2 separate regions of the Homo sapiens genome follow, and region 1 is linked to region 2. A link is an interaction called in ENCODE POLR2A ChIA-PET data of the cell type or tissue named here. Cell type or tissue: OCI-LY7. All regions are shown on one strand. Each heading gives the region's core, and the rest is flanking DNA. Links, peaks and the distances in the headings are about the cores only.

Region 1 (17,636 bases), core at 8,287-10,786, 66 kb before region 2:
ACATCTTTTTGTGGCTTGACAGCTAATTTCTTTTCATTACCATATCATATTGTATTGTCTGGATATATCACAATTTAGTTATTCATTCACCTACTGAAGCCATCTTGGTTGCCTCTAAGTTTTGGTAATGATGAATAAAGCTGCTATAAACATTTGTGTGCAGGGTTTTTTGTGGACACACATTTTCAACTCATTTGGATAGACACCAAAGCGTGTAATTGCTGGATTGTATGGTAAGACTACGCTTAGCTTGTAAGAAACTGCTAGACTGTTTTCCAAAGTGGCTGTACCATTTTGCACTTCTACCAGCAATGAATAAGAGTTCCTGCTGCTCCACATCCTCACCACCTTTAGTGAAGTTTCTGTTTTGATCTTTTGCCCATTTTTAAGTTGCATCGTTTGCTTTCTTAATGCTGTTTTAAGAGTTCTCTTCATATTTTTGATATAAGTCCTTTATCAGATGTGTTTTGTAAATATTGTCTTCCACTCTGTGACTTGTCTTTTCATTCTTTTAACAGGGAAAGTAGAACTTTTTAAAAATCTGTTTTGTTTTCTGTCTTATCTCGAGTGCCTAGAACAGTGCCTAGTTTATAATAGCTGGTCAATCTAGTGAATGCTTGCTGAAAGTGGTCTATATGCCTTAGGTACAGCTAAGAACAAAGTTGACACTTGATTGTAAAAACTAAAGAGCTGATCCAATTGGAGGACTATTTCACTCTTCACAGAATTAAAGCTTTCATTGACCAACAGCTGTGATTTTATCAAAACATTCATAAAATTGAAAGTCTTTCTTCCAAATTGGAGGTAGTCTTAAAATAATCTAATTTATTTTACAGTTAAGACCCTGAGCCCTATTCACAGAATGTCAATCTCTGCTCTCCCAATGACCACTTAAGGCCTAACAGAATGACTCTCAAGTTCTTATTTCTCTGAGACATATTCTCTAATATTTTCTTTTAGGGTTAAATAATGAAGTATTCAGACATAGAAAAGTACAAAAATAATCACATATTCCTATCTTCACCGTATCATAATATTGAACTGATTTTTACATTTTGTCATGTTTGTTTTAACTCTCTCTTCTCCTCCCATCTTTCTTGGAATAAATATTAAAGGAATGGCTGAAGCCTCAGATACCTCATCCCTACCTCCGTCTCTACCTCCATTTTCCCTCATTAGTACCCATGATGGTGAAATTGATGTATAATTCCCATACAAGTGTTTGCAATTTTTAATGTATTTATATATACATAACTAGCGTATTGCTTTTTGTGTGTTTGTAAAATGACACAAATATTATATTAATACTAATCAGATCATTCTGGGTGGTAGACACTGTGGCATGGCCCACCAGATCTTCAGGACAAGGCACTTGCTCCCTCATTTGGAGATGTAAGCTTAGAATAGCTTCCAGTTGAATCTCTCACCAAGAATTCCCTTTGGCCATAAGCCTTGCCCAAAGTCACACACCCTCCCTACAAGCATCCACTGACCATTGACTGGGAGAGGGGATAGGGCATTTATGACATTGGAGTAGGGAAGTATTTATTAAATAAGATTTTAAAATATAAATCACAAAACGAAAATGAACTTGAATATCTTAAAATTTAAAAAATACCTCTGCACAATAAATGAAATTATATAGTGAAAAAGCAAGATACAAACCAGTATATTTGCATAGCACATACAGTTATTAGTAAATAAACAATTCCTATTCCTTCTTCAATAGGAAGATCTGGCCTTCTTGCCTCAACTCAGGGCTACTCTAAAGGGAGATCCCAGCTCCAGAGCTCCCCACAGGCTTGACTGAAGCCTCTGCTGCAACTACACTGTGGTTTAACTTCTCCCTCTGCCAGTCTCGCTTTCCTCACTCCTTGCAGGGTTTTGTTTTGTCATTGTTCTTGTTGTTTTGTTTTGTTGTTGTTGTTGAGACAAGGTCTTTCTCTGTCACCTAGGCTGGAGTGTACTGGTGCAATCTCAACTTACTGCAACCTCCACCTCTCAGGCTCAAGCAATCCTCCCACCTCAACTTCCCAAGTAGCTGGGACCACAAGCGTTTGGCACCATGCAATGGCTAGTTTTAAATTTTTTGTAGAGATGTAGTTGCACAGTATTGCCAGGCTTGTTTCAAACTCCTGGGCTCAAGCTATTCACCCACCTCAGCCTCCTAAGGTGCTGGGATTACAGTCATGAGCCACTGTGCCCAGCTCCTCGCAGGTGTTAATCCTGAAGACACTCCCTAATAAACTTTCTGTATGCTTCTCATGGTCACAGGGTCTGTTTCCTAGGGAATCTGAGCAGTGGCATTCTGCAACTTGCTTTTAACACAGATCATTTTCTAAAGATTTTTCCATGTTGACTTGTATCCAGTACCCTTATTCTAACTGCTACATGGTATTCTATTCTATGGTAAGCCACACTTTATTTATCTAGTCACTCATCAAGTTAGGTTGTTAGTCCTTTTATATACTTACAAAAGTGGTACAATGAATGCCTGTGTCTATTTCCATTTTACACATACTGGAGACATTCTCCAGGATCTGTAACTAGAAGTGGAACAACCTAGATTGTATGTTATGTGTGTTATCATCTTTATTAAGTGATGCTAAATTGTTTGTCAAAGTGATTATAGAAATTTACTCTTTACTAATGATTTTTAAGAGCTCTTCTTCTCCCACATTCTTACCAATATTCTGTGTTGTCAGATTGAAATGTTTTCTTTGCCAAGCCAATGAGTGTAAAGTGTCAACTTAATGTTGTTTTAGTTTTATCTGACAGCTAATGAGATTAACCAATTTTTCACGTTTATTGGTTATTCAAGTTTCTCCCATAAATTGCCTACTCATATTATTTGCTCATTTAAAAAATTAGGTTATTACATTTTCTCATTAATTTGTTGGAATTGTTTATATACTAATAATTGTATGTGCTATGTAATATGCAAATATACTAGTTTGTATCTTGCTTTTTTGCTATATGATTTCATTTATTGTGCAGAGGTATGCTTTAAATTTTAAGATACTCAAGTTCCTTTTCTTTTTGTGGTTTATGTTTTAAAATCTTATGTAATAAGTACTTCCCCACTCCAATGTCATAAAGATATTATTTTCTTTCTTCCGAACTTTTACAATATTGGTTTTTTTTTTTTTTTTTTACATTTAGGTCTTTTATCTATCTGAATAGCCCATTTATCCAAGACTACTAATTTCTTTTTTTTTTTTTGAGACAGAGTCTCGCTTTGTCATCCAGGCTGGTGTTCAGTGGCGCAATCTGGGCTAACTGCAAACTCCGCCTCCTGGGTTCTAGCAATTCTCCTGCCTCAGCCTCTCAAGTAGCTGGGATTCTAGGCATGCACCACCACACTCAACTAATTTTTGTAATTTTTAGTAGAGACAAGATTTCCCTATATTGGCCAGGCTGGTCTTGAACTCCTGGCCTCAAGTAATCTGCCTGCCTTGGCCTCCCAAAGTGCCGAAATTACAGGTGTGAGCCACCACACTTGGCTAAGACTACTAATTTCTAATGCTGCTTCTGTCATATACCACATGTGTATGTATTAAAGTTGTTAAGTTTCTAGACTTGTCTTTGGTGTTCTGAAGTTTCACTATATGTCTAGCTATGATCTTTTTTTTTTTTTTGTTCAAGAGTAAAGGCAAAATAGACCTTCAGAGAAATAAAGTCTGGGAAATTGACTAGATCCTCACTGAAAGAACTACTAAAGGATGTACTTATGGAAGAAGAAAATTACAAAGTGAAAGAACTGGGATGCAAGAAGTAATGGTGAGCATGGAATTTGGCAAAGATTCAAGTAAAACAAAGCAAGGACTGAGTATATAAAATCATAATCATAACAAATTTTGACTATTATATGTAACAGCCAATCTCTTAACTGGGTCATAATAAGAAAGTGAAAGGCAGAAAAAATGACAAAAAGAATAATTAGAATGTTAATAAGAAGAGTAACAAGATTTTGAAAAATTTGTGCTGGTTGATATCAACTTTTGGCACTTTTCTCTTTTTCTATACTGTTAACATAATTAATGAAAAAATAATAATTCATACTTCAAAAAATTTAAGAAGTTGCACATATTTTCATTTGAAATAGTATAAGCATTTTACAAATGTTATTTTAAGCTTTAAAAAGTGAGTAAAATTAATAACCAAATGGTGGAAGCAACCCAAGTATCCATCAATAGATGAATGAATAAACGAAAGGTAGTATGTTTATACAATGGAATATTATTCAGCCTTAAAAAGGAAATTATGACACATGCTACAACATGGGTGAGCCTTAAGGACATTATGCTAAGTGAACTAGACCAGTCACAAAAGGGCAAATACTATAGGATCCACTTATATGAGGTAATTACAGTAATGAAATCATCGAGACAGAAGGTAGAATGGTGGTTGCCAGGAGCAGGGGTAGGGGAAAATGAGAGTTATTGTTTAGTAGGTACAGAGTTACAGTTTTGCAAGATGAAAAAGTTCTGGAAATGGATGGTTGTGATTGGTGCACAACAATGTAAATGTACTTAATGTCACTGAACTGTACACTTAAAAATGGTTAAGGCGGTTCTTTTTTTGTTATATGTATTTTAACTTTAAAAATAATACTTTTAAAATGTGAGAAAAATATCCTTGAATCTGTTTTATGTTAGTGAGTGAAAGCATCTCTAAGAAGAGAGTCAATTACTTTGTCAAGGCAGTCCCCAGCCTTTTTGGCACCAGGGACCTGTTTCGTGGAAGACAATTTTTTCATGGATTGGGTGGGGGGTGGCGGTTTTGGGATGAAACTGTTCCATGTCAGATTAGATCATCAGGCATTAGATGAGAGCACAACCTAGACCCCTCACATGAGCAGTTCACAATAGGGTTCATGCTCCTCTGAGAATTTAATGCTGCCCTTGATCTGACAGGAGGCAGAACTCAGGTGGTAATGTTCACTCACCTGCCACTCACCTCCTGCTGTGCAGTCTGGTTCCTAACAGGCTGTGAACCAGCGGTACTAGTCAATAGCCTAAGAGTTGCGGACCCCTGCTCCAAGACACCAAGCCCACAGCACATCTGGTGGGGTCAGACATGACCCTTACCCTTCCCTCCCACACCCCTGTCCCCAGCTTCTCATTTCATGGGCCCTATTCACTGGAGCCAGTTTGTCTAATAACTCCAGAATCTGTGCTGCCTCTCAATTAGCACTCCAAGTTTTGGGTCAGGCCCTCATCATTTCTTACTTTGATCAACACATTAAAATCCTGGCCAGTCTCCCTTTTACCATCTATCCTCCACTCTGCAAGCTGAATGATCATTCAAAAGCATGAATCTGTTAAAAAGAAATCAAAAGAAGGAAAGAGGAAGAGATAGTGGTTAGTGACGTGAAATGAAGCAGAATAGTCAAGGAGAAAACGTAGCCTAGAAACACTTATGGATTGGAGTCTTTCAGGAGAAAAGAGTTAGTAAAGTTGTGGAGACGGAGAAGCCAGATAACAAGGAGTGAGAAGAAAGTGAAGAAACTAATATAAAATTGCCTGTTCTCCTGGCATTATCTTCCCCATTTGTTTGCCTGGCAAACATTTAGTCTTTAAAATCCAATCCAATGTCATCTTCTCCACAGAGTCTTCTTTAATATCTGCAGGCAAAGTTAAGAGCTTCCCTTGCAATACACCAGCGTGCCTTGTTCATGCTTTTACTACGGAATTTATTACATTTCTCTAATTATTTGTTTTCATCATTTTCTGTCACTAGACTGTGAGCCACTGGGGAAATACACTATTTTCTATTTCTCTTTATACCCCCAGTTCCCAACATGATGTGAACAACATCTGTGCTGGTTGAATGAATGAATGGTGTTGAAAGCATCTACATCAGGGGTGTCCAATCTTTCAGCTTCCCTGGGCTACACTGGAAGAAGAATAATTTTCTTGCACCACATATAAAATACACTAACACTACTGATAGCTGATGAGCTAAAAAAAAAAAATCGCAAAAAAATCTCATGTTTTAAGAAAGTTTATGAATTTGTGTTGGGCCACATCCAAAGCCATCCTGGGCTGCATGCAGCCTGCAGGCCATGGGTTGGACAAGCTTGACTACAGCTTTAAAGTGATCTTAATCTAATCAATTCTTCCCCATTCAGAAGAAACCTACTACATCAGAGTCTATTGAGAATCTATCTCCCTAATCACCCTCAGGCACAGGGTTATTATGTATTGATATCATACACACTAAAAAATTCCATCATACAGGTCTAGAAATACTTCCATAATACAGTAATATTTTAATAGAGTCATAACACACAGACAGCCACCCATTCTGCCTGTAGCCAGTCATGGAGCAATACATTTTGTACATAACCTGTAATTTCTTCTGGAGAGTGTAATTACAATGCCAATATGACATTTTATTTTTATTATTATTATTTAGTTAGTTAGTTAGTTACTTTTTGAGACAGAGTCTCACTCTGTCGCCAGGCTGGAGTGCAGTGGTGTGATCTCGGCTCACTGCAACCTCTGCCTCCCGGGTTCAAGTGATTCTTCTGCCTCAGCCTCCCGAGTAGCTGGGACTATGGGTGCCCACCACCACACCTGGCTAATTTTTGTATTTTTAGTAGAGATGGGGTTTCACCATGTTAGCCAGGATGGTCTAGGGGTTGATAAACTACAGTGCACAGGCCAAATCTGGTTTACTGCCTGATTTTGTAAATAAAGTTTTATTGGAACACAGCCTTGCCCATTTATTTACTTATTGTCTCTGACTGCTTTCATGCTACAATAGAGTAGTTGCAACAGAAACTATAGTCTGCAAAGCCTAAACTATTTACAACCTGGACCTTTAGAGAAAGTTTGCTGACTCTTTTTTTAATGGATAAACTAAAAGTATGTAAGTAAACATGATTTCATGTCTTATGATATGTCAGGTGAATGGTACAATCCTTTGGTTTAAGTTCTTAGTATTATACCTAAAGTATATCTACCATGAAATGCATTTTCCACCTTTCATAGTCTCAGCTGGTTAATCAAAATAAATGGATTCTATGGCATAATTCAGGATGTTACCATTTTTGCTTTTTAGATCAGCTCTTCACCCACTGTTTTCCTGTCATACACATGGTGTTCTTAAAATTGTAAATGAAAACTCATTTGAACTTACATTAGTAACTTCTGTTAAATTATACTGGATTGCTTATTAAGTAAGCATTATTATCCACATTAAATCTGTCACAGATGAAAAAATTACACATAAAGGAGACTGCTTGAGGCCCCAGGGCATGCTGTAATATACATAGAGGCTCCTGAATACTTGGTTTTCCATGTGGATCTCTGATTTTGCTGAAAGAAGTCTGTAAACTGATGTAGTCAGACAGCTCCCCACTGGCTACACATCTCTATAGAATTTAGAAGCATTGTTTATTTCAGCAGAGGTCTGGAATGAATTTTCCTTATAATTTAACTCCTGAAATGACTGTTTCAAAAGGTCAACTGTGGTGAACTTGCATATGTGACTTGCAGTCACAGCTAAGTCACGATCCCTTAGTTTTTCCAGAAGTCCACTAGAACGTTAGCTCCATGGCACTGTTATCTTGCATCTCCAGGTCCTGAAACAGCCCTTAGTGCATACTAGGTATTCAATAACTTTTTTTTGAATAAATGTTTTATGTAAATTCCATCACAAATATGGAAGATCTTAGAGGGGATTTTTGAAAACCAAAGAAAGTTGAAACTCCTTCACATGGAGTTTGGATGTTGAACTTAGAGGCTTGACTTAGCCATTTTTAAAAAACGAAATGTGTGTGTATGTTTATTTAAGGTACCTTAGTGACAGGTACAACCTACAGCCCAAAGACAATGTACAAAACCCAATGAGGGGACAAGCCTCCACTCTTTTATAAGATGCAGAAATTTGCAGGAGTCTATCACTCTTACTCTAACCATGAGAACAGACCAGAAGCACTACAAATGACAGTTTTATTTGTTGTTGCTTTCATTTGCATGTTTCACACTCATCAGAGAACCCAGGAGCCAAAAAAAAAAAAAAAAAAAAGAAAAAAATCCCTCAAATTAACTACATTTCCAAAAGGATCAAGCTCTTCCTAGAGAGAAGAGTCCCACAGCTGCTTTTGTTCCTAGGGACATGTTGGAAGGAGCACAGAAGAGGAAGGGAGAAACCAGCCTATCTTTAAACAAATTTTGGATGATTGTATATGGGTTGGCATAACAGAGTAGAATCACAAGGTACCCCAGGAATAGAACTAGTCTGTACCCACCCAGCCTCCATTGAGTGGATGGGAGTCGTACACTGAAAGCTGGTGCCAGGGTAGGAGAACTGAGAAATACCCTCCCCAGGTACACCAGGTCTTCCCAAAGTACAAGAAAGTAGCCCACTGAGCACAGGAAGCAAGGCAGGAGAAGCAAGAGGGATTCTCCAAGGCATGTGAGGTTCATCCATTGCAAGGCAGTCCCCATTACACACTGGGGGTAAGGCAGGAAAGCTGAAAGAAATCCCCTCCTAGAAAGCACGAGGCTTTCACCAAATGCAAGGCAGCAGCCTGCAGTAGCCAGAGGCAAAGCAGGAGAACTGAGAGAAATAGATGCTCCCGAAAACCCTTTCAACTCTCCAATCCCCTCAACCCTACCCACCCACCTCACCCCTACCTCCACCCTCCCTACACAAGGTCTCTACTGAGTACATTGTAGCCACCTATTGAATGCTGGAGGAAGAGCTATCTTAAGGCTCTGAGATGTGGAGGCAGAGTTTAGGCAAAGAAAAGGCCCCAGCAACCCAAGAAGTTGGTGGCTGGGCTGTAAGGCATAAAGAGAACTCCCACAGTTTGGAAAGTTGGGGGCTGGGCTGTGTGAAGCTTGGAGAACTTTCCAGAGTCTTACTGTCTCTAGGATTCCAAGATACACTGAGAGAAAAGTACTGATTCTACTTTTCAGATATTAAAACCAGCCATGAACTGAATCACAATAAGCTGTGACAAAGCTCAGACCCAGCCCAACTACACAGAGATCAGATGGGCCCTGTCTCCAATCACAGGGGACTGACAGAACCAGGGCTTTGCCATTTTATAGGCATCAGTATTATTTGCTTCAGTCACTATCGTTGTTTCTACATGAAATGGTCAGCATACAACAAAACGTGTATATGTATCAGCAGTGTTTGATTGTTTTAACAATGTTTATAGATAGATGATAGATAAATAGTTACTAATACCATGTTCATGGGTGAAAGATTTAATATTATTAAGACATCGGTTGTCTCCAAATTGATAGATTCATCGCAGTCCAAATCAAAATCCCAACAGGCTTTTTTTGTTTGTTTGTTTTTGTAGGAAATGACAAGCTAACTCTAAAGTTCACAGGAATGAAAAGCACCTAAAATAGGCAAATTCATTTTGAAAAAGAAGAACAAAGTTGGAGGGCTAAGACGACCTGATTTCAAAGTGCAAGGCTTCAATAATCAAGACAGTTTGATATTGGCACGAAGATACACAAAGAGATAATGACACAGACATTAGGTCCAGAAGACAGTCCAGTAATAGACTTTCACATATATGGACAACAAATTTTTGACAGTGCCAAGGCAATTCAGTAGAGAAAGGATAGTTTTGCAACAATGGTGCTGGAACATTTACATATCTGTATACAAAAAAACCCCAACTTTGATCTATACCTTCCTTCATATGCAACAATTAACTAAAAATGAATCTCATATATAAATGTAAAATGTAAATCTAGGCCGGGCGCGGTGGCTCACGCCTGTAATCTCAGCACTTTGGGAGGCCGAGGTGGGTGGATCACGAGGTCAGGAGATCAAGACCATCCTGGCTAAGACGGTGAAACCCCATCTCTACTAAAAATACAAAAAAAAAAAAAAAAATTAGCCGGGCGTGGTGGCGGGCGCCTGTTACTCGGGAGGCCAGCTACTCGGGAGGCTGAGGCGGGAGAATGGCGTGAACCTGGGAGGCGGAGCTTGCAGTGAGCCGAGATCGCGCCACTGCACTCCAGCCTGGGCAACAGAGCAAGACTCCATCTCAAAAAAAAAAAAAAAAAAAAAGTAAATCTATAAAACTTCTAGACAAAACATAGGAGAACATTTTTGTTACATTGGGTTAGGCAAAAATTTCTGAGATCCAACAACAAAAGCATAGTCCATAAAAAAAAAAAAAAGACAAATTGAACTACATCAAAATCTAAAACTTCTATTCTTGGAGAGACACAATTAAGAGAATGAAACGAGAAGCTGCAAACTGGCAGAAAATATTTCTAAAGCCTATATATGATAAAGGATTTATAGCCAAAATATGTAAAGAACTTTTAAAACTCAATAATAAGAAAAGAAACAACACAATTAAAAATCAGGCAAAAAATCTGAACAGACACTTTACCAAAGGACATACACAGATAGCAAACAAATACAGGAAGATGTGCTCAACATCATTATTCATCAGGAAAATGCAAATTAAAACCACAATGAGATAACACTCCACACTTATTAGAATGACTAAAATTAAAAAGACTGACTATAGCAGGTGTTGGTAAAATGTGTAGGAAATACACCTCTCATATGCTACTGGTGGGAATGTAAAATTGTCCACGTGCTTTGGAAACATTTTTATAGTTTCTTAAAAAGGCAAACATACACCTACCACCTGACCCATCCATTCCACTCTGTGATGGTTAATTTTACGTGTTAAGCTGACCACATCTTGGGTTGCCCAGGTATTTGGCAAGGTATTATTTTGAGTGTGTCTGTGAGGGTGTTTCTGGATGAGAATAATATTTGAATCTGTAGACCGAGTAAAGCAGATTGCTGTCCCCAGTGTGGGTGAGCCCCATTCAATTTGTTTGAGGTCTGAATAGAATTAAAAGCTGAGTAATAAAGAATTCTTTCTCTGCCTGTCTTCAGACGTGGACATGGGTCTTCTCAGATTAGAACTTACACCCTTGGCTCTCCTGAGTTCCCAGCTTGGCAACTGCAGATCTTGAACTTCTCAGCCCCAGTAATCACACGAGCCAATTCCTTATAGTAAATATTAATATATATGTACATACACACATATCTATATATTTTATATTTATGTACATATGTGTTTACTATAAGAAATTAGCCTGAACATGCGCTCATGCATGCGCGCGCGTGCACACACACACCCCCACCCCCCCCAACAAGGTCCAATAAGCATTTCCTTTGAGCATGGACCTTTGAGCATTACATTAGGGCTCATAAAGTTTTGGATTTTGGAGCATTTCAGATTTTGGATTTTCAGATTAGATATACTCAATCTGCATCTCCTATTGCTTCTGTTCCTCTGGAAAGCCTAGACTATTACACACTCCTAGGTGTATATGTCCCCAAAAATGAAAACATCTGTCTACACAAATACTTATAGACAAATGATCATAGCAGATTTATTCATAATAGTAAAGAACTAGAAATAACCCAAATGTTTCAGCAGGTAAATGGATAAGCAGAATGTGGGTTATCCAGTGCATCCATACAATTAAATACAATTCAGCAATAAAAAGAAGGGAACAATTTACATATATGTATATCTCCACATGGATGAATCTCAAAACTATAATGATGGGTAAAAGAAGCTAGATAGAAAAGACTATATATATGTATATACTGTATAATTCCATTTATATAAATTTCTAGAAAAAAATTAATCTATAGTAACAAAAAATTGATTAGAGGAGGGAGCATTGGACTGCAAAGGGACATGAACACACTTTTGGGGGTAATGGGAGGGTTCTGCTTGGATTATGATGAGGTTTACTGGAATGTACATCTGCCAAACTCATGAAATTATACACTTAAAATTGATGTAGATTATTGTACTGTATTGTAGGTTATATTTCAATGAAGTCATTTTTACAAAATGGAAATATACTGTTATACATATGCAAATATGGAACAAATGGTTTGGACGATCACTTCTGTACAAGAACTTTACATTTTCCTTTATATAGTTCCAGATTTTAAAAATGTGCTACAAAGTATATCAATGTATTTCTTGAAAGAACTTAAATATAAAAAAAATCCAGTTTTATGACAAAGACTGGGGAAGTTGACAAAGATTCTCTGATTGGCCAAACTTTAGTCAGTCTCCTGAAACTTCCCCTAGCCCCATCTGGGCACTTCCTTGTAAAATCCAGTTTTAGAAAAGAGCCCTGCTCAGTTGGTTTAGCAAGTGGTCCCATCCTCAATATCTGATCACCCTTGATATCTGATCGGGTTCCTCATCCTATACCATTCCCCTAACCACCCTGGGTGATGTCTGATCACCCTGGCCTGTCTTCAGCAAAAATCACATTACATTGGGTTAGCCAGAATTCCCCTTACCCCTGATAATTCCTCCTGGTAATTTTCCATCCACTGACCCCCACCCTGCTGCTTGGCTATAAATTCCCACTTGCCCATGCCATATTTGGAATCGAGCACACATCTCTCTGTCTCACTGCAAGACTCTGTTGCCATGGTTCCTATACCTTCACAATGCTCCTGAATAAAGTCTGCCTTACTGTGCTTTAACAAGTATCATCAGATAATTTTTTCCTTAACAAAGTACGAGAACCTTTAAGAAAAATTACAGATTACTCATAATCTCATCACTCAGGAAGAGCCTTCTTAACATGTTTACTTAACTTAAATTACTTACATGTGTGTATGTGCTTGGGAACATGACTGTATAGATGCACATAAAATTGAGATCATTCTGTATGTAATTTTTGTATCATGATTTTTTATTGAAGATTATAGAATGAGCATTTCCAAATGTCTTTATTGTTTGAAAACATGATTTTTATGGAGCATATGGAATATAGTTTCCACTATATGAAAACACCATAATTTACTTAACTTATTCCTTATGGTTGGATATGTAGATTATTTTGAAAATTATAAACAATGCCCCAATAAATATATATATATGGTAATCTTTTTATGCATCCCTATTTGTTTTCTCAAAATAGATTTCTAGAGGTAGAATTTTTGGATCTAAAGCAATACAGACACTCCTCATTTTGCACAGTTCTGATATCATTGAGTTTCTGAAAAACATGGCATCATGCAAAGAAAGAGCTGCCTGCATGTAAAGGCTATTGATGCCTATGACCATATTGCTCTTCCAAAAATAGTGCCGGTTTACATTTCCACCGGCAATCTACACTATACCCCAGCCAAATCTGGATAATGTCACTTTTAAAAGTCTTTGATAACTTGAGAGGTAAAAACATGGCATTTAATTCTTAGTTTATTTTTCTTTATTATTAGAATGGTTTAACTTTTGTCATATTTATTGGTCATTTGTATTTCTCCCTTTGTGAACTGTACCCTGCTTTAAATCTTGAAGCAAAATGCTCTGCAAAGGCAAAATGGAATTTTCAAGCTTTCTATCTCTATAACAATTCCTCTACTCTTTCTGTAAAACTTTTAAATCTTTAGAATCACTAACATAAAATATTTAAGACTTATCTAGGATAATATCAGGAAGTATAGAAGCAGTGAATAAATGATCCATAGTAGACAAATGCTGCTGGAAGAGAAAAAGTGAAACAGAAATCTAAACCTATCTTCCCTTAGCTTAATTAAAAGTTTTCAACCCCATAAAGTTTGAGTGGGCTCAGTATTCTCAATAAAACCATACCTTAGATACACAATTTTCCATTTCCTGTAAAAAAAAGCTATAGTTTGTTTCAAACTGTAGTTGTTGGAAATACAAATGTTTCAGGTTCAATGTATATTTATAATATGTAACTTTCTACAATCAATGTCATAAAGACCGGTTTATTTATATTTATTTATTTTTAATTTTTTTTACTTTTTTTTTTTTTTTTTGAGATGGAGTCTAGCTCTGTTGCCCAGGCTGGAGTGCAGAGGCACGATCTTGGCTCATGGTGACCTTGCCTCCCAGGTTCAGGCGATTCTCCTGTCTCAGCCTCCCCGAGTAGCTGGGATTACAGGCACACACTGCCACACCCAGTTAATTTTTGTATTTTTAGTGGAGTTGGGGTTTCACCATGTTGGCCAGGATGGTCTCGAACTCCTGACCTCAGGTGATCTGCCCGCCTTGGCCTCCCAAAGTGCTGGGATTACAGGCGTGAGCCACCGCGCCTGGCCAGAAGACGTGTTTGAAATGATGAAGTTGATCATTAAAAGGACTATGTCTGGTCTGAAGCACATCTGTTAAGATAGGACAGAGAATGTCAAACCCAAATGGTCTTTCAGTTTCAGGGCTCAGCAAGGGCCAGGGGCACAGTAGGCACTCAACAATTAAGTGCATCAACTAGAGTAAAGGATGTCTAACTATATACTATTCCTACATTCTTAGGATTTTTGTTTTCATTTTTTAATGAGGCGATTTACAGACTACATAATTCACAGGAGTTACATATTCAGTCTAATAAGTTTCGACAATTATTTACTGCTATAAATACTGATATTGTCTCCGTGGCTCTGAATAAAATCTTCCTCACCATGCTTTCCCAGATGTCATTGAACACTTTTTACCACCAAAACCAAAATATGCTTTCATCATCTCAGAAAGTTCCTTTGTGTCCCTTTTCAATTAATTACCTACCTCCTAAACCCAGAGGCAACTGGGTTTCTGATTTCTGTCACCATGTAGTTAGGTTTTATTGTTTATTGACTTAAATAAACTGAATCAGCAGTATGTATTTTTGTGTGTGGGGGGGATTATTTTGCTGAATATGATATTTTAAAGTTTCATCTCTGTTGCTCTGGGTATCATTCCTTTTTACCACTGAGTTGTATTTAACTGTATGGATATCCTACAATTTGCTTATCCAGTCTCCTAATGATGGATATCAGGTTATTTTCCGTTTGAGGCCATTATGGACAAGGCTGCCATGATCATTGCTGCATGCTTTTTTATGGACCTAAGTTTTTGCTTTTCTTAGATAAATTCCTATGAGTGGAATTGCTGAGTTATGGCGGGAATGTATATTTACCTTTATAAAAAATTGCCAAGCACTTCTCCACACTGGTTTTATCATTCTAAACTCTCACTAGCACTGCATGAAAGTTTGAGTTTCTCTTCATCCATGTCAACATTTATTGTCAGTCTTTTTTATTTTATCCATTCTTGTGGGTGTATTGTGGTGTCTCATCATATGTGTGTGTGTTTTAATGAAGATATAAAGTTTAATGAGTTTTTGACAATTGTATAAAACCAGGTAATCACCATGTAAAACAATATACAGAGCATTTCGATTATCTCAGAAATTTCCTTCTTTTACTTGGTTTTCTTCTTTGGGAGGCAACTACTTTCTAACTTCTATCATCATAGAGTTTTATCTCTTTTAGTAATTTAAATAAATGGAAAAATACAGTGTGTTAGTTACCTATTTCTGCATAACCAATTGCCACAACCTTAGGCTTAAAACAACAGCCATTTATTTTATTTTCTTATTTATTTATTTATTTATTTATTTTTGAGACAGAGTCTCGCTCTGTCACCCAGGCTGGAGTGCAGTGGCACGATCTCGGCTCACTGCAAGCTCCGCCTCCTGGGTTTACGCCATTCTCTTGCCTCAGCCTCCTGAGTAGCTGGGACTACAGGCACTCGCCACCACACAGGGCTAATTTTTTGTATTTTTAGTAGAGACGGGGTTTCACCGTCGTAGCCAGGATAGTCTCGATCTCCTGACCTCATGATCCACCCGCCTTGGCCTCCCAAAGTGCTGGGATTACAGGCGTGAGCTTCCGCGCCCGGCCAACAACAGCCATTTATTATCTTACATTTCCATAGGTCAGAAATCCAGCAGAGCATGGCTGTATTCTCTGTTCAGGGTTTCACGAGGCCAAAACGAAGGTGCTGGCTGAGCTAAGAATCTCATCTGGTTTTCTTTCAAGCACCGATTGTCAACAGAATTCCTTTTCTTCTCATCCTTTCCACTCGGACCCCTCTTTCCTCAAGCTAGTCTGAGTTCTTCTCAAGCTCTGAATTCCTCTGCCTTCCCCTTCGGTCTCTGCTTTTAAGATTTCCTGTGATTAATTGGTTCTACTAGGAAAATCCTGAATAATCTCCCTATCTTAAGGTCAACTGATGAGTAACCATAATTACATCCACAAAGTCCCTTTGGCCACATAATGTAACATATTCATGAATATAACAGCATCATGAAGGTCATAGGAGCCCAAATTTTGAAACCTACAGTAAATACTCTTTTTTTGTTGTTCATTTGCTGCAATCAGATTAATATCTGATTGCAAGATTCAAGCATATTTTTGCAGTTATCAGTAGTAAAAAAAAAGTTTTGAGAAGTATTCTATTATGTGAATATATGATAGTTTGTTTAATCATTCTCTTCGTGGATTGATAGGTGTTTTTCCAATTTTTGGCTTTTGTAAATAAGAATGCTAGGAATATTCTTTTGCAAGTTCTTTGTTAACATATGTTTGCATTTCTCTTGGGGACTACCTAGAAATGTAACTGTTGAGTCATAAGGGATATATATGTTGAATTTTATAAGAAACTCCCAAACATTTCTCCAAATTGCTTTCACCATTTTTTTACACACCCACCAGCAATGTATAAGACTTTCAACTGCTCATATTCTCTCTACATTTGTTGTTGTCAGTTTTTTCATTTTTAAAAATCATTCTAGTGGCTGTAAAATTATATCACATTGTGGTTTTAATTTGCATTTTCCAGATGACAAATGAAATTCACCTACCATTCTTGTGCTTGTTGGCCATTCATATGTCTTCTTTTGTCAAGTTTTTTGCCCATTTAAAAAATGAAATTTTAAAATTATTATTTGTATATATCATAAGTACTTCATCAGATATGTACTGTAGATATGTTCTCCAGTTTGTGACTTGCCTATTTATTTTCTCAATGATGGCTCTTGAATAACAAAATAATAATAATTATAATTTTCATAAAGTCCAATTTATCAATATTTTTGTTAGTATGATTAGTGTTTTTGTAGTTCTAAGAATACTTACCTATCTTCCTAGAAGCTGTATATAGGTTATAGATTATTTACTTTTAAGGCTATGATACATCTCATATTAATTTTTTTGCTACAGAATGACATAGGGGTTGAAACTGCCTGATTACGGCATATAAAAAGTTTCGATATTAACTTCGCCCTTCTTCAAAGCTGTTTTGGAAGTTATAGGTCCTGTGCATTTCCATATGAGTTTTATTGCCAGCTTGTCAATTATGCAAGAAAAGCCTGCTGACATTTTGAATAAGGTTGTGTCGATTCAATTTATTCATTTAGGAAAAAATTGACATCTTGACAATATTTGATGCCTTTGATCAATGAACACAGCATATCTCTCCATCGATTTGGGACTTCTTTAATTTCTTTCAGCAATGTTTTGTCATTTTCAGTGTACAGGTCTTGCACATCTTTTGTCAAATTTATCCCTAATTATTTCTTGCTTTTTGATGTATTGTAAATGGCACTTTTTCTACAATTTCAATTTCTAATTGTTTGTTGCCAATATAGTAAAAAAAAATTGATTTTGGGTATTGACTTCTATCCTGTGAATATGCTGTACTTATTTATTAGTCCTAGTGATTTTTTTTTGTAGATTCTCATTCGATTTTCTACATAGATGGTCATGTTGTATGCAAATAAAGATAGTTTCACATCTTC
Region 2 (14,792 bases), core at 5,035-7,534:
GAAATTACCACAGTCCTGGTTTCACTTAGCTACATACCAGAACCAAAGGTCTAGGCTGTCACAGCCCTAGTATGTGTTACCAGAGAGCTTTACCTTTGTTGGATGTGACATGTTTACTGCTTTGCTCAATAGAAATGGTATTTGAAGCTGATCCATAGTTTATAAATTTCTCTTTTTGCAGACAAGTTCATATCTGCTCCATGCATGCAGTCATAATTCAGGAGACACTTCCAAGGTTGGCAGAAATCTTTCCTGGCACAGAAGTACCAATAATTTGTTCCCCTTGACTTGGTGGAGACTTTGATAATAATCACGGCTTTATTTTCTTTTTCCTTAAAAAAAACCATTACAAAATGCCTATGGAGCATAAGGGTATCTGGCAGAAAAACCAATTCACAGGGATCCTAGAAACAAGTTGGAGAAGACAATGTTGGCTTAGATTGGTACAAAAGGGAGAGAGGAGGTTCTGCAAAGACCCCTGCCTCCCTGCACCTGTATTCCAGCTCTGAATGGAGCTCAAGAGTACAGGAGAACAGCAAAGCTTGGCGCCGTGTGTGTGTGTGGCGGGGGTAGTGCAGATGGAGGGAGGAGAGGGGAAGAGGTACACTAAGCCTGATGCTGTAATCCCAAACATGAAGAAAGCAGTGGGATAATCTGGAAAATTAATGTCCTTGGGATATCCACAGACCCACCTTAAAGAATTCCTCAAATGCACTTGGTTTGTTGATTTGCCCATATGAAAAAATATAGTTCTCCTCACAAATGACACTTTTCATAACGTCTGGGAAGTGCTGATGCTCTTTTATACACAGCCTCATTCAGTCCTCTGAGTTTGTCTTTGATACCCTCTTGTCTCTCATTCTTTAATCTTATCTCAGCCCCTCTCTGTCTTGGGCCACATTCCACAGAATTGTGGCAAAGGCATTTAGAAGGCTATTAATGGCATTATGTTTTTATGGCTAACTATTCTTTTATACATAAATAAAGTTAACAGACGTTGGTCTTTCTTTTCCTTCCATTTTTTATATATTCCCTTGCCTCTCTTCCAGTCTCAGTTTACATGATACTTGTTAGACACCTATTTCCTCTGTAACTCAGAATGGAAGTATATGAGTGTATAGCAGGATTACTGTTTACACTCACATTGCATTAATTGGCATACTCAGAGGGAATAGAAATAAGCTATTCTATCCATTTTCTTGCCTTGCAGCAAGTTTAATTGAAGGATGAAAGGGAGAGAATGAGATAAAAGTTATCTCATTCTGTTAACTTTATTTATGTATAAAAGAACAGTCATATAAACCATAATGGAATTAATAGCCTTCTAACTGCCTTTGCCACAATTACGTGGAATGTGGCCCAAGACAGAGAGGGGCTGAGATGAGATTAATGAATGAGAGACAAGAGGGTATTGAAGACAAACTCAGAACACATTTGATGTAATTGACCTCACACTTTTGCTTAATTAAATTTAAATGTTTACCATGATACCCACTTTATATTATAAAATTGTACTTTTCTGCAGCCCCCCCTCAAGAATATTTCCTGTTCTTGAAGCAAATTTTTGAATTTTTCATAAAAAAGTGGGGTAGTTTTGTTGGTTAGTAGTATCAGAAGCTCTAAAGTTAATGGGGCTGGAATTACTGCATAGTCATGAGGTTGCACTAAAAGTTGTTTTGCTCCTGTTTTCTGGGACTTGCTTCTTTAGGGAAAATGTTGTACCATTAAATCACAAAACATTCACAAATTCACATGCACCATAAGTGGGCCTGTGGGACAGTCTACTTCAAGTTCATCTAGAGCATTTAGAAGCAAACATTCCTACATTTCTTGGGCCTAGCTCAAATGCAAGCCACCCTCTAGTCTGCTTGCAGAATACAGCTAGTCCATTGTTTCCAGGTGTTTTAATGAATGAACCTGCTCAATAGTTGATCTAGTCAGTATAGAAACAATTGAAAAAGAATTGATAAGAAATCCAATAAACTCAGTAAGGCTCTGTATGTGTGCGTATATGTGTGTGTAATTTTTTGTATCAATAAACACATGATTTACAGCTGTTCCCTCTCATTTCCTTCCCCTCATTTCAGTAGACTGATATATAGGTTTAAAAGATCTTTGAGTGTAGAGATTTTTCTGTCGACAATGGTTATTCAAAGAAGTGAGAAATTTCAGAATGACGTGCAATTGTAAGTAATGATTACGTATCTAACATGCTCCCAAATGGACTTCTATGCATTAATTATCATTACATTACAATTTCCAAGATGTCTTTTAGCTACAGGTTTTAAACACTGTTGATAACAAATAAAATGAGTTCTTGGCGGGGGAAAAAGAGGGAGACTCTTAGCAAACCTGTGTCACAAGTGAAAAACAGTTTGCCAAATAAATAACTCAGACACTTTAATATTTGTCTAGATAACTATATCTCCATTTTTTACCTTTTATTTAAATAGAATTATAGATTTATAGATTCTGTTCATAAATTATTCACAGATTATAGATTCATAGTGGCAAAATCTAGTACATGGAGTCTGATGAATTCTTCACCCAACCCAAATGACGATAACTTGTATGACTGTAGTACAATAGCAAAACCAGGAAACTTACATTGGTACAGTACTGTTAACTGGATTGGTACAGTACATACACAGGATTAAATTGCATAGAACTACACACACACACACACACACACACACTCACATGAATACATGTAAAAACTGATGAAAACTGTTTTCATCAGTTTTCATGCGAGTGTGTGTGTGTGTGTGTGTGTGTGTGTAGTTCTATGTAGTGTATAGATTTGTATAACTACCACCACAATCAAGATACAGAACCTTGATTCCCCACAGCCATGTTGGTTGGCCCAATTGGGTTCTTTATGTTCTTTTTGTTTCTTTGTCTAATGTTAGACATGTAATCATTACTTACAATTGGATTGTAACTATCCAAACTATCAATATGCTAGGTATTATTGTTCATTATTATTAGTTTGTTGTTGAAACAACATAATTTATATAAATAAACTAAAACTCAACTTAGTCACAGGAACTAGACTCTTTAGTTCCTCTAAAAATATGAGTGAGTGAGTGGACGGCTGGCTGGCTGGCTGCCTGGGTGAATGGATAGATGGATGGATGGATGGATGGATGGGTGGATAGATGATTCGTCTGGGTTGCTCAGCATTTTATCAGCATTGATTCTGGCTTCCGGACTGAGACTGGATTACCTTGTAGAGGAGAGCTAAGGAATCATGGAGTCAACTTCTATTTTTTTCACTTTCTTCTTTCCAAAGTTCATTTCCTAAATAAAACTGTTTTTGTGAAATCTGTTGGCAATGTTCATACCTGAATAATGCCATGAAGTTGGTAAGCTCTATATTAAAAAATGACTATTATCAAAATCTTCATCTAAGTGGTTGAAGTGAAAGCAAGCATTCTCTCACCTTGGTCTGACAGAATGAACGTCTATATGTGGACTTCTCTTTCCCAAACCCATATCACAAATGGCATGAGCTGAATATTTCCAAGTGTGGGTCTGACTTTTAAGTTATTTCCCACATTTTCACTTCACAAGAGATCCCTTAAAATATTGTAGTGGTGACAATGACTTCACTCAAATAGACACAGAACCAGCCTTTCACGTTTCTAATGCATTTTTCTGGAGTTCAGACTAAAATATACTGCTTATTTGATCTATCAGGTGAGATTGGTAATCCCTCACTAATTTAAAAATTACCATGTTGAATTTGATCCAATTTAAAATATATATATTGCTTAAAATGCCATTTTTGTGATTTCTTTTTTGTTATTCTAGCCATGAAATACGGAAGCTCAGTCTCCTTAATATAAATGAGTTAATTATTTCAAAGATCAAAAAATGACATTTGCTCTTTATTTTTAAAGTAGATAATAATGCTTTTATGGAAAAAATCTCCTAGAATCTCTATTTCAATCTAATCAGAGGGAAATTTGTATAATTTATAAGAAATAAATACACTGTGGAAAACAGAACTATTGAAAAATAATGCATGGTATTTCCTAAGCTGAGCCATAACACATAGCACTTGTTTATTTTACCATATAATTCCAGGGTTATCACTTCGATGTTTAAAGCAAAGACCTCTATCAGTTATCTAAGTGTATATATATTGGATATAAAAAGTCTCAAACAAATTACAGAGTTTTTTAGTGATGTAAGGAAGGAAATTTAAACTCTCAGTCATCCTTCCTGAAGCTTACAGCATTTTAGTGAAACTCACATAGATCAATGTAAGTATATATTTCATATGACACAGCTCTCAAACTAGACACCAAAGAGTTCTGGTATCCATGCATTAGTCAGAAAAATCTTAGTCTACCGCCATACCACCTTGAACGTGTCTGGTTCCATCTGATCTTGAAAGCTAAGCTGGGGCGGGCCTGGTTAGTATCTGAATAAGGGATCACGTGGGAATAACGGGTGCTGTGGGCTTAAAAGAAATTTATTTGGTGTTTTATCTTTTCGGACCATTTGGGTTTTCAAAGGCAACAGCTCAAATCAAACCTTAAGCAGAAGTTTTAATTTTTAGAGGTTTTTTTCTGTCATTCTACAGTCTTTGCTACTTTCATGTTAAGAATTTCCTCCATTACTTTAAATATTTATTTACCTATGGCTTTACTGAGAAGACTTATACATATACATACATATGTATAACTGGATTTATACGTATATAGCTATATGTAACTATTTATACATATATAGCTATATGTAACTATTCACATATATCAACAAGTAACACCCTGAATCCTAATTGTGATTGATGTAAAGCTGTTTGTTTTTATAGACTGAAGTTTATGCCCCTCTGCAGACATAACTGTGGTAGGGGCTGTGCTACACCTCAGATGCATGGAGACAGGACCTTTATAACTGCTTTTCTTGGGCTTAGTTTTGAGTAAACTGTTGATCTTGTCATGGCCTTTCTTGCCTTTACCCTACATACAGACTAAAACTCCCCTTTGAAAATGTTAACCACATGTGCACACCCAAGTGGGATTTCTGTAGCACTAGCCCTGAGTCAGCAGATGTGAGGGCTGGAAGAATGTCAGTCAAACCCGAAATGCATCTTCGCCGGAGGTCTCAAGAGGAGTTTCTCAGAGCAGTTGGGATCAGCAGTGTCCACGGGGGCCCCTCAGGTCTGAGATCCAGTGTCCACTCCTGCAGCCCCTTCTACACACCATCAAGCTGCTTCTATATTTATGCATTTATATTGATTTTCAAATCGCATTTCTATTGAAAATAGGTTCTGCTACTGAAAAAAATACCGTAAATCAGTGAATAAAATAAAACAAAACACCCCACTGATATTCACCAACTTTCTTCATCTTACAGATTTTTTTTTTTTTTTTTTTTGAGATGGAATCTCGCTCTGTCACCCAGGCTGGAGTGCAATGGTATGATCTTGGCTCACTGCAGCTGCTGCCTCCTGGGTTCAAGTGATTCTCCTACCTCAGCCTCTGGAGTAGCTGGGATTATAGGAGTCTGCCACCATGCCCAGCTGATTTTTTGTATTTTTAGTAGAGATGGGGTTTCGCCATGTTGGCCAGGCTGGTCTCTAACTCCTGACCTCAAGTGATCCGCCTGCCTTGGCCTCCCGAAGTGATGTGATTACAGGCATGAGCCACCATGCCCAGACATCTTACAGGCATTTAAATATGAAGACAAGTCCAGTTCTTCTAACTCCTGATCCAGGCTTCCCTCTGTAAGGCCCTAAAGCTAAAACACATCAGGTTGTTGGGGCAGCTAGGCTTTCCTACTTAGCATCCGCAGGCCATGTGGCTAGTGCTGGAAGGCTGGCAATGGCTAGGAAGGGAGCCTCAATGCTAAACCCATTTGATGGGTCCATTTTCTTCCTGGACTGAGCCACAGAAGTTCTGCCAGGAACGTTTCACAGGTGAGCAGACTTCCCTCTCAGAAATGCCCATCATCACAATCCTTTCTGGGACAGGAGGTTTTAGCCAATTTTACGCATGTCTATTTAATAGATAGGAGTGCTATATAGAGGAGAAAGCTCTCAGTAAAGCCATGGATTGCTGGAGGCCTGAGGACTCCTTGTAAGAAGTCTGGCATATATGAGCACTCCTTCTTCTTGGTGTTCTTCCTCTCACCTCTCTGGTTACTTCTCTTTCTAAAGGCCTTCCCTCGGTTCTTAACTTTCAGTTTCTGCCTAAACTGTTCTAATTTGCACTTCCCTTTTCTGGTTAGATGTTTTCTAAAAAGGACCAAAAGTGACCTTTATAGTTTGCCAATTTAAGTCAGAGCAATAAGTTGCAGTTTTCTGGGGCCCTGACAAGCAAAAGTAGGGCTCTCCCTGGTAGGTGCTTCCAGCTGCCACGCATGCACACACATGCAAACAGATGCAGGCACACACATGCATACCCATACAAGCACACACATACACACTTTCCTGCATGGAACCCCTAGGAAGTCTGTGTATGTTCACTGGTACCACAGGTTATCCTGAAAATGTTCAGAACACTTTCTATCTCTGTAACACTACTTTTAAAAATGAATTTCTGGGGTCAAGATCATTAAAAGGAAAACATCATTAAGCTCTTTGAAATTCCACTGGGCTTTAAAGATTTAAGAATCCAGGGATGTATAATATAAATTTTGCCAAACTTTAAAATAAACTAAAAAATTCACAACAGTTGAATTCCTCCCAAGGCCCCTTTAACAACACTTATAGATTGCTGAGATACGGGTATGATGAACAGCTATGGGTATGACAGCTCTGCATGAACCACACACAACAAAACACCTCTGTGTTCTACAGCCCTTGGCACAAGACATTCCCGGTGGCCTTTCCCCTAATGCGGTGATTTCCAAATGCCCGTCTGTGGACCAGGGCCACTTACTGATATAGTCTTCAACTTTCAATAGCTAAATGAGAAGGATTGGGCTTTATCCTTTATTTTGAGGCTTTTATCCTTGCTTTTCTTGCCTTTCCCTTTTGGTATTAAAACATTCATATCTTATAGAAAGCAAAGGTAATAATAGATGGTAGAAACATATTGTTTTGTTTAGATGACCTTTCTTTGTAAAATTAAAAGATGGAAACTCTGTATTGGGTTTAAAACCAATTTTAACTCTCCATGAAATTTAAAGTCTGGAAAACATTTCTGTAAGGCTGGGCCAAATCCCAAACCTGGGGGAAAAATAGCTTCAGGAGTGAATGCCTACAACCACTGAAATTCTTAAGAGAATTTAGCTTTTTAGCTTTTTTTTTTTTTTTTTCCAGAATTTCTTTTCCGGAAAGTATAGAGAATGAGGATGGTAGAGGACTCATCACTATAGTTTCCTCTCTTTCCCCAACATCCACAGACGTATCAATGGTCTGAATGTAATGTCCTCTTAAAATATGAAGCAGAAAATGGGTTAGGTTAAAAAAAAAAAAGTGCTACCCCAAGCATCATGAGAAAGCTGCTTCTGTTGTTGATCTGTTCTTGTCCCTGCTGGCTCAAAGGATCATGTGTGACACTGTGTCACAAACAGAGTCCCTAACGTGTTTACTTTTCCCTGACAAATACTATAAATTTTCTTCTTGTGGTGAATGAACATTGTTTATGCAGCTGTGTTCCTTAAATCAATACTGACTTTCTGTCCCACTGTATCTTTTTTGCAAAGACACTTAAGGAGAACTTTCTCCTGGCATTTGGGGAGAACTTTTCAAGTCAGACCTCCTAATTAGGAACAATCATTGTGCACTGGATCCACCAAAAAGAAAAAAGTGTTTTTGGCCTGGTTAAGTGTTTCCATCTTGGGTTACAGCCTTCATCTAAAGCAGCTTCTCCCTTGGCCTGAATGGGCTTTTCCGTGGAGACAGAAGGTAAGATTGCATGCTGGCTGACCCAACAGAGATCCAGAACAAACTCTCAGGAAATCTCAACCCCTCAGGCAGTTGAATTCTCACTCCTCTGAGACCAGCTGAGGTTATTTTACTTCATTTAACTAGCCAGATGATAGGTTGACTGATGGGGCCATTATGTCCGGCGTCAAGTAATTTTAGAATGAAAATTATGCAATAGGTTAGACCACAGCTCAATTTTTATCACCCCAATTGCATACAACGTCCCTAATGTGATTGCCTTTGGGCTAAGATGGAAAGAAATGTTCAGTCCCAAAGTGGCTATATTTTCTGGAATAGATTGAGTGAAACGTCTCTTTTTTTCAACCAAAACACATGGAAATAAATTTCTTCGGTTTTACTTTCTAAATATCTGGTACAAGGTAAAAACTGCAGTGATTAATATGTCCTATGGGGCTGCCGGTTGGTGAGGAAAGGTTGTCAAACTTTAGATAACTCCACCAAGTTGCTATTATCATTTTTAGGCCTGGGTCAGTCAAGTAGGTAGACAAGCTTCTTGACATGTGGAATTGACTGGGACACTGGTAATTGATCCTATTTAAGAAAATGTCCTCAACGCAATGATTTTGCTTAAGTACCTTCTTATTTTAAATGTACCCCAGGACACCATAGTTGTTTCTCTCTGTGGCTTTTTAATTTCCCTTTTTGTTCCAACTGACCTTTCTAAGTTTTTTTTTTTCCTTCTGAAATAAAGAATTCTAAACTCATGATTTTACAGAAAAGCTCAGTTTGCAAGAATATCAGCAATTTCTTATTTAAATATCTTCTACTATACCCAATTGCTAGAGCATAACTCTTGGCTCCTAAACCCAATTTATAAATCAGTCATCCTTTCCACCCCTACTCACCCCAAATTTGTTCTTCTTCCTGGTGTTGCTGTCTTATTTCTTGGCACCCTCATCTACTCAACAGCAGCAGAAGAAAAGAAGAAACTTCATAGTTGGAGGATCTTCCTTCTATCTATTTATTCATCCATTCACTCAACACATATCTGTGTCAGATACTGCTCCAGGTACTAGAGACAAGCATGTACAGGACAGATATGGAACTCTGTTCTCACAGTGATTATACAGCGATTATATTCAAGTACATTTCTTCTAGAAACACTTGGTACTTCTTGCAGGGACCCCCAACCTCATATAAGTATATATACTTAAATATGTCTAACAGATCTTGATATATTACATATTTAAGTAAATAATGATAGAAAATGAATATTCTTACATGGATGCCCCAATTTCTTTCAGCTGCCTCAGATACTCACTGGATAGTGATAGCCAATGATATGCCAGACTTGATATTGATTGATAATGTTATGGCCCCACCAGGGAAGGTTAGAAGAATGGAAGCTGCTTATTTCAAATTTGAATGAGCAATCAAACATTCCTGTTCTGATTAATGTTTTTTTGCCTTGATGCACATATAAGAACTGGGACTAGCAGAAAGGGTTTAGCTTAGGACTGTGGAGAAATGCTTTTCTTCATTTCTGATAAAGCTCCATTTGCTGTTTGATCCTGTCTTCTTGATCTCCCAAGTTCCTGATAAGTCTACAAAGCTAAAACACTCACAGTTTGATCATTAGTAGTGTAGATCTTCCTCTCATTCAATGGAAGTCTTCTCTTGGAGGTCAGCAGTAAATGTCTCATTGCCGTGACCCACTGGTCAGTCCTTATGCCTCTTCATCTTTGCACATGCTGATCCCTTTCTCAGAAAGAAAGTCCCTTTAGCCAGGCATCATCTCCTTTGAGAAGCTTTCGCTGACCTCAGACTGGAGAACTCTATTATAGCATTTGACACTCCCCACAAAGGGGAGAACAGTAAGTTGCAGTCTGATGAAGTCATATGATGCCCGGGCTGGCTTATGAGTAAAGAGGTGAGAAGGTCTCCTACTGAAACAGATTTTCCCTCTTTCTTCCCCTTACAATAGCCTTTCAAAGTTCTTGAAATGTCCATTAAGGAATTCCTATACTTTACTTTTGATTTCACAATTTCTCAGTCAAAAGCTCAATATCATTGCATAGGATAATACATTACCTTAAAAAAAAAAACACCAAAAAAACCTCAACACTCAAAGATTAAATTTGTGTTTGGAAAAGGCTTTATAGGCAGTGGTACCTGGAAACTGGTGCTTGAGAGAAGCAGGAGGAGGGAGGGGAGATGTCAAATACCATCTTTTAAAAAATTTGTTTGTTTTTGATGACCATCTTTAAGAGATTTTTAAATGCCATGTATGAATTCAAGAAAGAGAATAAAGCAGGATTCTAAGAAATAATAGAAAGCTTCTTAAGGAAGCCGGTATAGTATCATTTTATATCTCTGATATTTCTGCTCATCTACTAAAGCTCATTAAAACCTATTAATGATTAGGAAATACTTATGTTTTATGAAATGTATAAAAAAATTTAAAGATAACAATCTAAACTCTCTTTAAAAATTAATTTTTATATATATCTTAACACCATTTAACACACTTAATTTTAGTACTTCTTTACTAAAGTTTGCGGAGGCAGACTACTCTTAAAAGTAGGAAAAAAAAAGGCAGAGGAGCAGACCGACTTTTTTTTTTTTTTTTTTTTTTGAGAGGGAGTCTAGCTCTGTCACCCAGGCTAGAGTGCAGTGAGTCTAGCTCTGTCACCCAGGCTGGAGTGCAATGGTGCGATCTCTGCTCATTGCAACCTCCACTTCCCAGGCTCAAGCAATTCTCCTGCCTCAGCCTCCCGAGTAGCTGGGATTACAGACTTCTGAAATTCTGAATAGTATAAATACAACTGGAATTACACTTTATTTTTAAATATACATTTCTAGGTAAAAACATAATTAAAGATCAAATAATTTTGGTTAAATTTTAAAATAAGCCCAATATGTAACTAAATAAGTCTTAGCAGAAAAATGTGAGGATAAAGTTGAGATTGCTCCTATTTTTTAATATTTATAGCATTTATTTATTTGTAATTACTTGTGAAGTTTCAAGTATTAAATATTACTCCGAGCTGTCTAATATGAGTCAGAATTTAGGGCAATAGAAAATATAAAACAAATTTTTCCTTACTAATACATGTTTTTTAAAAAGTTGTGTTTATGTTCTTCATTGAGAACTAAATAATCACTAAAAGAATTGCAGAAGTCATAAAATCATTAAATTAAGGAGAGAAAATCTCTATATATTCAGGATAAAGACATTTAGTATGCTAAGATCTCTATCCAATGGTCAAAAAACAACCAACCAAAGATGAAAATAAAAAATAATTTCTTGGAATATTATCTGAGGACTTCCAATTTTAACATGCAGAGCTAAGTGAGTATTTTCTTATTCATATCTCAGAAAAACCAACCAAAACATCAAGGGAATCAAGAAAAACAGTAATGCAAAGCTTATCCTTTGTAAAACTAGGAAACAACAGAGATTTTTAAATGAGAGAGAGAGAAGACTTAGTGGCATAGGACATAGGAAGTACCAGAGTGAAGATGCCTGTGGATTCTGAGCTTCAAGAAAGTCATAAAAGCACAATTCTAAGTGATACATACTGAAATGTAAATGGAGGTTTTTACAATAGAGGGCAGCAAACCACTTCTTATACAACCAAATAGTAAATATTTTAGAATTTCTGGGCCATATGGTCTCTGCCATAACTATCAAATTCTGCCACTGTAGTGCTGAAGCAACCATGTACAATAAACAAATGGGCATATCTATATTCCAATAAAACTTTACTTCCCAAAAAAGAAAGCTAGCCAATGGGCTATAGTTTGCTGATATTTGTTCTCTAGCAATAAGGGTGTGTCAGCTTGACTGAGTGCTTCCCTGGGCCTCAAAGTGGTGAGGTTTCTAGAAAAAGGAAAGGCGATAAAGCTGAATGAGAAGTGGTAGGAAACTGCACAAAGAAGACAGGGCATTGCTGAAAGCATAGCTAGACATGTGGAAGACGGAATTAGAAAAAAATGAGTAAAAAGAATAAATAAAAAAGATATTTAAAAGGGTTATATGATAGATGCAAAATATATAAAAAAATCAAACATATGCATAATTGGTGTTCTTGAAGAAGAAAATCAAAATAATAAAACAATAACTGTTAGGATTATTACACAAAAATTATGAATATAAAGCATTATTAAACAAAATCCAATTACACATTAAAAAACTAACACACCATGAGCAATTATATTTATTCTAGAATGCAAGGATGGTTCAATATTAGGAAATCTATTAATATATTTCTACCACACTAATAGATTAAAAATCATGTTTCTAGATGCTGAGAGACATTTGATAAACTCCAACATCCATTCTTACTAAACAAGCAAATAAACAACAAAACAAAACTGTCAATAAATGGCAATAGATACTTCCTTAACCTAGTGCAATATACTAATCTCAATCTAAAAGCTAGTGCTATAATCTATAAGGAAACTCAGAAATATTTATATTAATGTCAGGAACAAGACAAGAATGTCTACTACCACAACTATTCATAGACGTTGATCTAGACATCCTAAGCAATGCAGTTTTACAAGAGAGAAAGAAAATGTATACAAATTAGAAAAGAAAAAGACAAATAATAATTGCTTGTAGATTATAAAAGTAAAAATTTTATTATATAAAAAGTGAGCCAACTGAAAAAAAATATTAGAACAATAGTGGAATTCAGTTAGGTCTTTGGTTATAAAGTAAATATATACAATCATCATCCTTCCTATATTAAAATAAAAAAGGCATAATAGAAGAAAATACTTCATTTTTGATAGCAATATCACTAGAAAATATTTAGAATAAATTTGTCAGATGTGAAAACCTATGTAAAATCTTTAACTGGCTGGACGTGGTGGCTCCTACCTGCAATCCCAGCACTTTGAGAGGCCTAGGCTGGCGGATCACCTGAGGTCAGGAGTTCGAGACCAGCCTGACCAACATGGTGAAATCCCATCTCTAATAAAAATTTTTAAAAAATAGCTGGGTGTGGTGGTGCATGCCTGTGGTTGCAGCTACTCAGGAGGCTGAGGCAGGAGAATCACTTGAACCCAGGAGGCAGAGATTGCAGTGAGCTGAGATCATGCCACTGCACTCCACACTCCAGCCTGGGTGACAGAGTGAGACTCTGTCTCAAAAACAAAAACAACAACAACAGAAAAAAAAAAAACCCCATAAAACGAACAACATTACACTGTCTCTTGTGGACACAAAAGAACACTTGAACAGATATAAAAGTATATTATATTCTTGGTGAGGGAAACTCAGTATCAGACAGTTTTCAATTCTCTCTAAAAAAATATAAACATTTAATACAGGTCCTATAAGAATATCAATAAAATTTGGGAGTCTATATATGATTCTAAAGTTCATATAAAGGAAAAAAACAAGCAGGAATAACCAGGAAAATTCAGGGGAAAAAATAGAAAATACATGGTACTAGCCCTACCTGACATTAAAATATTTAGGACGTGATGACATTTCAATTAGTGGGAAAAGGGTGAAATTAATAAATGTTGTTCATTCTAGCCCTCTAAAAAATTAATATTGGATTCTAACCTCAGACCTTACATCAAAATGATTTCCTGATGAATCAAAGATTTCCACGTTAATAAAAATATAAAAATACTAGGACCCACCATGGAAAAGTTTTAAAAGTATTGTAGTAAGGAAGATCTCTTTAAGTCCATTACAAATCTCAGAAGTCATAACAAAAAACTGATGAATCTGACAATATAAAAATAAACTGGGCAAAAAATTTGCAGCTCACATAGTAGACTAGCACTGTCAATGGAAATACAATGTAAGCTACACGTGTAATTCTAAATTTTCTAGTAGTTAGTGTAAAAAGTAAAAAGAAGTCTGTTTTTTAAAGAAATGCATCACCTTTTTTCTTTAATTAAAGAAATTAATTTTAGTAATATGTTTTATTTAATTTGTCATATCAAAAATAATTTTATTTCAATAAGTAATCAATACAAAATATTATAAATAAGATATTTCTATTCCTTTTTGTTCCAAGAAATCTGGTGTGTATTTTATAATTACTGTGCATCACAATTGGAACTAGCCACATTTCAAGTGTTCAAGAGCCACATGGGGCTGGTGGCTACCATATTTGACACACTTTAATGGGTTAATTTTATTAATGTAGAATATTCTAATATAGAGAGAATTATATCAATAAGGAAATGTCTAACAACCTAATAAAAAAGGGCAAAGCATTATTAATTCACTAAAGTTGAGAGAATTTCAAGTTAAATTATCAGAAAATATTACTTCACATCAGATTGACAATGATCAACACATTCTATAACATGCTGAGTCCATGAGGAAGGGGAGAGTGAGTCGTTTCACACACTGATGGTTAAAGTATAAATTCGTACAATCTTAGTTGAGGGAAATTTGTCAATATCTATCAAAATGACAAATGCACATACCTTTGACCTAGCAATTCCAATTTGAGGAATGTTTCCTACAGATGTATTTGCAAATGTGTGAAATGATTTATGTACCAATGACCTGTTAGGCTATTGGTTATACATGTAAAAATCTGAAACTGCCTAAACGTTATCAATAGGGAACAGGTTAAATAAATTATGAAACATTACACAATGAAGTGCCGTGTGATAAAAACTAATAAGAAAATATATTATGTAATAATGTAGAAGCCTATTTAAGCTCTATTGTTATGTGGATAAAAAGACAAGGCACAGATAAGTATAAATAGCGTGGTCCCAACTGTGTAAAAAAGTACATGTACATGTATGATATACACATGTACAGACATATAAAACATATCTGGAAATATCCATATATAATTAGTAATTCAGGTCGCCTCCTGTGAGGAGAACTGGTTGTCTCAGTGACAGAGATAAGAGGGAGAGTTACTCTTTAGTGTATATCCTTTTGTGCCATCCAAGT

Evidence for each region. Peaks named below come from ENCODE experiments on the same cell type or tissue, not always from the same donor. Only the 100,000 strongest peaks of a DNase experiment are listed, where the experiment ranks them.
Region 1: POLR2A ChIA-PET joins it to region 2 with 7 read pairs; 4 of 35 experiments call an interaction of 5 or more read pairs at or near these places.

The regions. Positions count from the first base shown.
Region 1 is chr13:50,868,655-50,886,290 of GRCh38, reverse strand. It overlaps RNASEH2B-AS1 (RNASEH2B antisense RNA 1), which reads left to right. Exons shown (of 3, transcript NR_046552.1): 3 at 3,646-3,913. Among named protein-coding and RNA genes, the nearest start is that of RNASEH2B, 32 kb to the left of the region's middle. In OCI-LY7, for the core only: no CTCF peak of the experiment used is centred there; no DNase peak of the experiment used is centred there.
Region 2 is chr13:50,802,666-50,817,457 of GRCh38, reverse strand. DLEU7-AS1 (DLEU7 antisense RNA 1) reads right to left here and starts at 9,603. Exons shown (of 5, transcript NR_046551.1): 1 at 9,472-9,603; 2 at 8,752-8,918. It also overlaps a transcript of DLEU7 not described here and the pseudogene RNA5SP28. In OCI-LY7, for the core only: no CTCF peak of the experiment used is centred there; a DNase peak (open chromatin) is centred at 6,237; H3K4me3 peaks cover 1,238 bases; H3K27ac peaks cover 1,362 bases.